Linked DNA regions of Homo sapiens: region 2 is linked to region 1. Evidence: chromatin contacts called from ENCODE Hi-C or POLR2A ChIA-PET data. All regions are on one chromosome and are shown on one strand. The core of a region is the stretch at or near the end of the contact, and the rest is flanking DNA. Distances in the headings are between cores, read along the strand shown.

Region 1 (5,004 bases), core at 1,374-3,873:
TTCAACTCTGTTTTTCCTAGGAGAGCACAGGCCCCGATGCCCTCTGGAAAGGCTTAGAGTTCAGTGGCTCAGCCCACAGGCTTTGGATTCAGTTGACAGCTTGAGTTCAAATCCCTGTCCTACTGCCTCCAAGCCACAAGATCACAGGCAAGTGGGTCCTCTGTGCTGGCTCACGGGTTCCTCCTCCACAAGGTGGGTTAACAATGGTGTCCACTTTATGGAGTTTCTGCTGAATTTCATGACAGAATCCACATGTGGCACTCACGATGCAGCCATTGAGACTCAGGCCACTGAGTCAGACTTGGGTCCCCTGGGGTAGCATCCATAGTGCCTGGGATGGGAAAGAGTTCGCAGTGGGACAAAAGAAACTTTGAATTCCCCATTGGGGGCCAGCGTCAGTGTCCTGGCCCTGCCGCTGCATGACATGGGCAAGCCCCTTCCTCCAAAGGCCCTTTGGATGTTGGCTTAGCATTTTCAAAAGGCCAGGTGGAGCTTATCAATGACAGGGGCAGGGGATTGGAGAATCACTGGAGACAGGCTCAAGGAAGAGCCCTCTCACGTTCAGCTGCTTCTTATCCTGTTCATACTCTGCTTCTAAAGTCCTAATGAACCCACTGCCTGGGGCTGTATTGTGGTCTTGCCGGCGAGAGGTGGAGGGTCTTGGAGAGGACCCATCTCAGAGCAACTAAAATGCAGCCGCCATCATTAACTAGGACAAACATAACCCTGTGCATGGCATGGCCTGGGCGCACATTCACTGGGGCAGTAATTAGAGGGGAAATATCCTACAGGCAGCTTAGCTGCGGAAAACCATTTTCATTGAAAATATACATTTGTAATTGTAAATGGAAAGATTACCTGTAATAGCAGTAACAGACCCATTTCCTAATAAGATGAACACTATAGCTGATGACTGAAGCATCTGTATATAGCTACGTACACCATTTCTGTACTGCAGGCTGCCAATTTGTTTCAGCGGCGAAAAGCGTGATTTAGTGTTTGTAGCATTACCATCTGTTGTCGTTATTACAGAAATTATATATAAACCAGTTAGTAAACACTTTGCCGCATTGTCTGTTGTTTTGATAATCACCCATAATAACATCTAGCATCAATATGGTCTTTAAACCCGATTTGGGAGTTAATGGAATAAGAGGAGGCAGTCTGTATATGCACCGGGGTAATGTCATTAGGAATGTTTGTGAAGAACAAATTAAATCAGTTGTAAATTGTGCTCTCAAGTCAGCCAGAAAACCAGTCTTGTTCAGGAGAAGGGATTTATATTTTAACCTCGTGCAGAAAATGCACTTACGCAGATTAAAATAAAATAGGGACTTTGCCGATGGATGGAAGTGGTAATTGCTAGGGCCTTAATGGTTTCCTGTTGGCTGTGTCATGCAGTGGGCACAGCTATTTTAAAAGTTAACCGGCACTCGGGGTCATACTTTCACTGATTCAGTCATTAAACCAGGCTAGACATGTCACTAAATGGCTGATTATTCAAATGACAGGCCTGCTCCACGGTTCCCTGGTGTCGTCTATTGAACATGAGGATTTTCAGGGATGGTTCTCATAAAATCAAGATGAGTTGGATTCAAGTACGAGTCAATGGTAGCGCTGGGCTGGGGCCTGGCCCATCTGAGACAGCAGAGGGAGGCCCCGCCTGCTTTCTCAGACAGGCGGGGACAGGCATGCAGCCCTGGTGGCTAAGCCTTGGTGCTTGGATGTTTCCAGAGGTCAGGGAAAGGCCGATTTGTGGATGTGTTCAAAGGGAAGCCATGTTTAGACAAAGAAGTGCCATGATGGGAGGAAGCAGACAAAGAAGGTGGGTGGAAATTCATAATTCCATCCTAAGACTGTCATCAACATCACCACAGATCCAATTCCATAGCCAGGAGGTGGTGGAGCAGCAGTTGGACCCCAGGTCTGCCTCCACAGCCTCTCCTCCTTCCTGGGGCTCCTCCTCTTACTTCGAGCCTTCCTCTTGTATCTCCTCATGATACCTCTTGCAGACAGATTGCATTAGTACCCCCATTTTCAGGTAAGCAGACTGAGGCTTGTGTGAGTGAGATCATATGGCCAGCCAGAGGCCCAGGCTGGATAAGATCACAGGTCTCTGTGGGGCTGGAAATCTTCCCACAGCACTGTTGCACAGGCGGGACCAAAAGAAAATGAACATTTACCTAGGCACTCAGAAGTCAAGAGCATCCCTGTATGGAGTGGCAAATGGCAAGGTGGCGGGGGTGGCAGGAAGGATACTAAGACCAGCTCTAGAGTCAGCCTGGTGACTAGGGAGCTGATCTAGCAGCCGTGGAAGCTGACTTTGGGGCAAGCTGGGGAGGAGATGGGAGGGAGTCTTTTAACAAGTGGTTACTCCCAGCACAGAGACAAATGGAAACTGGAAATGGTCCCCAAGCCCACAGGAAGGGCTTGACTGTCCAAAGGACCCACCTGATGCCAAGCCTCCAGCCACATTTAGCTGGGACAAAGCACAGAGCAGTGTCTCTGAAGAGCAACATTGATGACTCACCGGCTTTTAAGATGATATCCGAGAGTGCACATAACGATCTCCTTTTTACTTTGTTTTGATATTTATCAGTAAAAATATAAATAGCACATCAAATTCATAGTTCAAAATAAATTTGATTTTAAAGGAAATCTTTTTAAAAGGAATCTAAGTATTTAGGTTGGTGCAAAAGTAATTGTGGTTTTTGCCATTTAAAAGTAATACAAATAGTGAGTTCATTTTAAAATATTTAGTAGGCAATAGAACAGATGCTATATAGACAGGGCAACAATCATAAAGAGAATGACTGAAGTTTGGGTTTCGGAGTCAAGATTACCTTGGTTCAAATCAACTAGTGTTTTGGGGTCAGTCTTCATCTCTCTGAGTTTATTTTCTTGTGCACAACATGAAGCTGAAGCAGCCTCCACACAGGGCTGGTGAGGACAGTAAATGGGCCACCAGATACCTGCAGCACTAGAAGTCCTCACCAAGGGGGGCCAGTCCCCAAAACGAAAGGACAGGGAGTTCTTCCTCCCAGGGAGTAATGAGATAACAGCTTGTCTCGAGAGCCTACGTTCAGGGCATATTCCATCAACAATTGCAGAACTGGAACATACCAGGAAGCAAAAGCCCTCCAGGTCCCACCATCCTGAGGCCAATTAATGAGATACTCATCCTAGGGGAAATCAGGTCCCCTTGGGCCAGATGCGGCCCCTGCGTATTCTAGATCAAGCCTGGGTTTTTGGAGGGTTTTTGTCTTTTGTCTCTTCTAATAATTCAGGGATCTAGGTCTGGAAATGTCAAGTTACTTGTCCAACATCACACAGCAAGTTAACGCCAGAACCAAGGAGAGATATCCCCTCAGTGAGCACTTACATTGTTACTTTCTGGTGTGCCCGGCACTGTGCTGCATGCTTTTCGTAAGTCATCACAGCCAGACTGGGAGGCGAGTACCACTGTCATCATCACCCTGTTAGACACGGGGAGGCTGAGGCTCAGAAAAGATCAATCACTGGTCCAGTCACATGGATAGAAAGTTGCAAGAGTCAGAACAGAAACCCACCAAATCTGACTCCAGACAAAGAGCTCTGTTCTTAATCAATCAACTGCACCAGGGGTTGCCAAACTAACAGTCCCAGGGGCCAAACCCAGCCTGCTGCATGCTTTGTAAGGGCTGGCGAGGCTAAGAATCATTTTTATATCTGTGAATGGTCACAAAAAAATAAAAAGAAGAATATTCTTTGACATGTAAACATTCCATTTCTGACCATAAATAAAGTTTTATTAGAATACAACTGTGTCCACTCACTGACATTTTCTCAACAGCTGCTTTTGTGCTGTGGCAGCAGAGGTGAGCATGCTTTTAGAGACTGCAGGGCCCACAAAGCTTCAATTATTTCCTTGCTGGCTTTGTACAGGGGAAGTTTGCTGACCCCTGCACTAGACTGCCTTGCCTTGCCAAGGAAGGAACCTTTGGCCCTTCCAAGGAAGGGGCTTTGTCTGGGGAGCATTATCCCAGGAGAAGATAAGGAGGGGAGACAGAGAAAGGGGAAACAGAAGAGAAAAAGAAAAGAACCGTCCATGTTAACCAGAAGGCCAGTTGTGGACATGCAGTCCCTATTACTGAGATTACAAAGGAGAAAGGAGAAGGAGGTCTCCATTTTGGAAATAAATGTTTCCCCACCAGCTGGGACCCGGGTGATAATCACCAGGGTAGAAACGCATATACCCAAGTGACAGCCAGGAAGGGAAACCCTGAAATTGGGGCACAGTAGAAGTACTTTAGGTGCTTGAGTATTTTTCATAAATTCATGTAATTATTTTAACTAAAAATCTGTAAAATATTAATGGGGGGGTGGGTTTCAAAGCAGAGTTAATTATAGCAGCTCCACTCACCACGTGTACTTAAGACTCCGTCAGCTTTTCCATTAGGAACCGCTGCTTTTCAGGGGGGTTATAATTCAACCAAATAAATTGGCCACAGGCTGAGGCTTGACGTGCAAGTTTGCAGGGTGAGAATTAATTGTTTAATTGATTTGAATATTCAAGGCCTACACATGGAAGGAAAAAAAAATCATCATATGTTGTCATTTCAGGGAGGGTTGGCCTGAAGATACCCGCCTCTCTGTAGCTTGCCGGTCATCATTCTCCCCTATTAAAACCCTACATCCATCATCACAGTTCAAAAATATATGCCTATATGTGGCTTTGCACCAAAAGGTTCTAAGTACCTTACTTAGCTCTTAAATTCGTGCCTATGTTTCCCCTCAAATAAGCTTCATTAATCTGGAAAGGAGAGGGTTTTGCCGGCTCATATGAATGTGTTTTAAAATAAGCCTTTTCATTTTTGGTAGCTTCAATATACAACCAGCGGCAATCGCAGGCTTACCTTCCTTGGCTGAAATCCGATCATTAAACCAACTTCACTATTAGGGGGAGTATCTGGCTGGAAAATGCATTTTATCCCTGAAGAATATGCTATATTAGTGAGAAAATTA
Region 2 (5,004 bases), core at 1,523-4,022, 50 kb before region 1:
GTACCTCCCTTTCCTTCTCTTCCTGCCCAATCCCACACCCCTCCCTCCAAGAAACCTCCCTCATTCCCATACTTGTAAATGTCCACTCCCTGCTCTGAGCCCTCTCCTGATATGGAGACACCAAGAAGTCCACAAACCCAAGCTGGGCCTCCCTACTCACCTGACTGTGCCAGGGAGATGCCCAGACAAAGGGGCCCAGTCCCTGCCCCAGAGGGGGCACCAACAAACCATGACTGAGAGCAGGTGATCAGTACTGGCTTGAAGGTGTGCAGAGGTGCCTTCCCCTCCCCAGTGGAGGCACCAAATACTCCCTGAGCCCCTACTCCACCCTGGGCATGGCTCTAAGTCCTAGGGATGCAGCCGTGAGCTCAACAAGCCTATTCCTGCCTTCATGGGGCTTGTACTCAAGAAGAAGGGGCAGAAATAAACAAATGTGTCTGATGCCAGGTGTTGGTAGGAGATTGAGAAACAAAGCAGGTTATCGAATAGGGAGTGCCAGGTGAGTGTGGTAGTAGAATGGGTTTTTTATTAGAGAACATGGGCTGTCTTCTGACAAAGCACCGACAAGACAAAGTCTTTCCATAGTGAGGGGCTGAGTTGTGAGAATACCTGGGGGTGGAGCAGTGCAGGCAGAGGGAAAGGCAAGTGCAAGGGCCCTGGGGCAGGCCCAAGTGCAGCACGCCTGAGGGGTGGCATGCCACCAGTGCATCTGGAATGAAGTGCAGGGGGCAGGTTAGGAGAGGAGGCTGGGGAGATGATGGAGGGTGTCTCAGGATTGTACCCCAGATTTAATTTATAGAGGCAATTGAGTGACAAGAGAGAGAACCACGAGGTGAAGGACTGGACAGGGCCAAGACACAAAGAGTGAGGCAGAAGCCTAGGCCAGCAGAGCCCTCATTGTGGTTTCCTCAGGAAAGGCCAGGCCAGGCAGAGGAAACAGCCCAGGACCAGCTAGTCTGAATCGTGTTGGGGGACCTCTGGACTCTGGGGTGGTCTCTAGATGCTCGGTATCTGGTTCAGGGGTGGTTTAGGGCAGGGGAAATATTGGTTAGTGTGTGAGTGAGATAGAGAAGGTGAGTGGAGAATGGGCCCTGGACTGGTTGGTTACATGTGAGTGGTGGTGGGCTTGCAGGCAATTTGCTTTCTGGCCAGTAAGGTCCCCAAGATGTCAAAGCATCATAAAATATAGAAAATACCAAACATGATTCATTCCTAGGGGTCCAGAGCGTGCAGGGCCTCACAGGCCACGGGGAAGAGCTGGAATCCCCTCTCAAGGATATAGAAGCCTGTAGATGGGGAGATCTATCTGGGAGTGGCTGAGAAGCTACGGAGGGAGGCTGCCTGTGAGCTGAGTCCAGAGACAAGGGCAGGGACGGGAGGCGCAGGAAGAGGGGGGTAGTGGGAACAAGGACTGTAGGGCGTGACTGTGCATCAGGAAGGGCGAAGGGTCTCGGGGTGTGTGGTCGGGTCAGCAGTGGGAAGTGGAGGCAGGAGCTGGGTTGCAGAGGGCTTGCCTGGAGGGTCGTGGTTGAGATTGAAACCATAGCTCTGAGGCCCAAGAATCAGCTGTCAGAAGTCCCCAGGTTGGAGAGTGGCTGATCAGATCTTTCCACTGCAGGTTATGATTCTTTCTTTTACGTTCTATGGTTGAGCTATACCTTCTCCCTCCGGGACCCTGAGAATTCCTGAGGCCAGAGCCAGTTCTTGTCTCAACTGTGAATCCCCCTTAAACCAGGCCCCATGGCTGTGTGCTTTACACGCGTTAGGTCACATTGTGTCACTTCAGCCCCTGCCAGTGCTCTGGGATAGGCACAGTCTCTGCCTTTATTGAAGGTAACTAAAGCTCAGAAAGTAAATCATGTGCCTAAGGCCACAGAGCTAATATAACACGGAGTCAAGACTCAGACGCACCCAGTGGTGTCCCCGTGAATGTTTAGCCAGTTCTCTGGGAAAAGAGAACTGATTGTTAGTGTTTGCCAATTTCTGTGGTGTAAATACTCCCACCATGGCTGATTCCAAGCTGCCAGCATGAGCTCATGGAAGGCAGAGTTGGGGAGCAACCATTATACAGTATTTCCACCAGAAGGATATTACAGACATAAATAACCTCAAAAGCATAGATCAAGAGTTGGCAAACTTGACCTGGGCTATGGGCCAAATCTAGTGCTACATGTTTATAAATAGTTTTACAGGAGTACAGCCATGCCCATTCTTTGATGCATTGTCTGTGGCTCCTTTTACCTTAAAACAGCAGACCTGAATAGTGTGTCAGAGACAAGAAAGCCTAAAATACTTACTATCTGCACTTTCATAGAAAAACTTTGGAAACCTCTGATACAGATGGTAATACAATGTTATAAAATAATTAGAAAATGATGAGTTTTGAGTATTTATTTTCTGTTTTTGATATAATTTATTTAATTGCAATTTTCTACAATTTCATTTTTAATATATGTTTAAAAACCAGCTGCAAAACACTTACAAATTTAGCAATCCGCTTTTGCAAGCTGGAAATATCCCACTCCGGCACACCACTGAATTACGTCTGCCTCCAAATCATGTGCTCTTTTCTTGACACATTTTCTGAATGAATGAAAGCATGCATGCATGAACAGACAAGTGGTCAGACCGAAAGAGAAGGGCCCTTGGCCTGCATGTTGGGAAATGTTGCAGACTTCAGCAAGAGCACAGATGCCTTCACCAAAGGCCTGATGACTGTAAGAATGAAACTCAGCTGACCTATTTAAAGCAGTTAGAGGAAGAATGGAGACTTAGCAGGTGAGAGAGGGAAACTAGAGAAGGGGCCTTCATAGGGCAATCAGGCCTAATTTTCCACGAGCAGAACCAGGATCAACAGGGCACCACAAAAGGTCTGTGTCCACCTCAGTGCAAGGCCTGTAGGCCCCATTGTCAATAGAAATGAAAGTCTAATTAATAGACACTGTTTTGCCCCATGCTGAATGCACTAAAATCTAACTTGGTTCTTTAAGAAGTGGAGGAGCAGAAGTGGCTTGTGTGAGGACCTTAAATTTTTCTTTAGTAGAAACCTTTATGCCTAACAGGAAATCATTTGAAGTGAAAATCACATAAGCAGAATTATCAGGTCTAAGAGCATGTGACTTGACCCTGTCTTTGGCAAGGGCTGTCTTGGGAATAAAGATGCCTACACTTGAGGTGCTATGCACAAACACAAACACACACATGCACACATTCACACAAATACACACACACACACACACACACACACACACACACACACACACACGCCACGTTAATACTGGGCCTGCCTATTCCCCCCAGTCATGATAGTTCCTGTTGCTTCTCACCCTATTCTATCCCCCTAAAAATACCCCGACACAGTGAAAGACACAGGCCAGAAGTTGAACACACGCTACAGAACCCTGAAAGGGAGATGGGGGCCTTAGAGAAGGCAGAGGACATTTGCAGAATCCTGAGCATGCTGGGAAAGGATGGTCGCACAGCTATTCCCCAAGATTATTCGGTGTGGCTTTTCGGGTACTGGCCCAGCCAAGAGGTTCAACTGAAAGAGAAAGAGAATTTCCAGTTTTGGGTTGTGTGTTTTTTTTGTTTTGTTTTTGTTTTTGTTTTTTTGCCAGGACACTTTCCCCTTGTCCTTGCTTTGCCCTTTCCTGTTGTGGAGGGGGCCACTCTCTGGCTTCAAGATGTGCCTCCTCTCTGTGGACCTGCACTGCACCTTGGATGGGACACCCAAAGCTGCTTGTCCCCAGGCAATTTTGCCTTCAGATGTCCTCAGCCATGACAGCCTGGTGCCCAAGCCCACTCAGGTGCCACCCTGCCATCTCACCAGCTTATCCTGGGGCACTCCCTACAGGGAAAACACACAGACAAAGGGCACCTTAGCTCCCTGGCCCTGGACTGCAGGGGCTGTCATTGGAGCCCTGCACATACGTGAGCCATGGATGCATCTTCACAAAACCACAGTCAGAAGGAGAAGGGGACTAGCCCAAGGTCACTCCATTGAGTTGAAGTAAAACCAGGCCAGGACTCCAGGTCTCCTGTCTGCCAGGCCTCCCAGAAACCAAACAGAACCCAGCTGCCAGGAGGAAATTGTCCTCTCCCTTCCTACTTTCATATTTTTCACTAATGATGGACGTCATCAACACAAACTTTCAAAACAATACAAAGGGCACAGTTATTGTTTCTTATGGAAGGGGTGAGAAGGAAAGAGAAACTTTATACATAATAATTTTTGCTATCAAATGAGAGATGCCGGTGACAAGCAGAGGCCAGAGTGTGGCACATTTAATTTAAGCCGTGGCAGCGAGGGGCAGCCTCCATTACAGCCATAATAAATTACATACAAGTGCCACCGAACAATAACAAAAACTGTGGGCCATCTATTTCAGTTCCATTTACAAGAAATCAATATCAATACTTAATGCAATACTGGTGAAAAATGAGCAGAGATACAGAAAGCATAATAAACCAGGAATGGAAGCCTCTCAGCATTTCACTTTGGAAGAAAAAACTAACTGTCTATATTTTCATGTTAAGGGATATTTCATTGAAACCATGCGCTGGAGGTATGAGGGTTTTCCAGATCTAACTTTAAAATATCCTCTTTATTTAATTAAGAAAGTTATTTAAACAGTCTATTTCTAGCTGGATAAAACTCATATGTATGGAAAGAGGCATTTCATCTTTCCCAATGCATTGGGCATCTTTCACCAAATTTTCTTTCTTGTAATAGCCTCAGTTGGATTATGCACATCCTGTGCCATCTTTATGCTGTCATTAACAGCCTAGCTTTGTGTTTGGGGGAAGTACCTGGTGTCGAAAAGTACCTGGTGTCGAACCAGATAAATGCAGGCAGCCAGCTCAGGTGTCTGACAGGGAAGCCACATAACAGTCCCGTGTTCCACCTGCATATGTGGACAACACATCCAGAAGCCCAACCCAAACGCAGGCGGACCTGGTCACTGCTCCTTCACCTGGACGCCTGCCAGGCAGACACCTGCCATC

What was found. A loop is a pair of places that touch in the nucleus more often than their neighbours do. ChIA-PET counts read pairs that join two places held with the same protein, here RNA polymerase II (POLR2A). Pooled maps may share reads with other maps.
Region 2: a loop to region 1 is called in a pooled map of posterior vena cava, with 3 times the contacts of the local background. The contact joins the enhancer-like site here to the promoter of LINC02641 in region 1. A Hi-C loop is called at or near these places in 1 of 168 maps with a recorded cell type or tissue (sigmoid colon), 7 of 37 single-sample maps with no recorded cell type and 5 of 50 pooled maps. POLR2A ChIA-PET finds 5 or more read pairs at or near these places in 3 of 52 experiments (GM12878, WTC11 and activated T-cell).

Annotation. Positions count from the first base shown.
Region 1 is chr10:123,345,542-123,350,545 of GRCh38, reverse strand. LINC02641 (long intergenic non-protein coding RNA 2641) reads right to left here and starts at 2,623. Exons shown (of 12, transcript XR_007062326.1): 1 at 1-2,623.
Region 2 is chr10:123,396,084-123,401,087 of GRCh38, reverse strand. All of the region lies in intron 6 of LINC02641 (long intergenic non-protein coding RNA 2641), which reads right to left. Among named protein-coding and RNA genes, the nearest start is that of LINC02641, 51 kb to the right of the region's middle. RefSeq lists an enhancer at 2,694-3,003. Within about 2 kb of position 2,772, at least 2 of the 41 ENCODE cell types and tissues checked have a DNase peak (open chromatin) inside an H3K27ac peak, as active enhancers do; they include GM12878, where a contact is called at or near this core.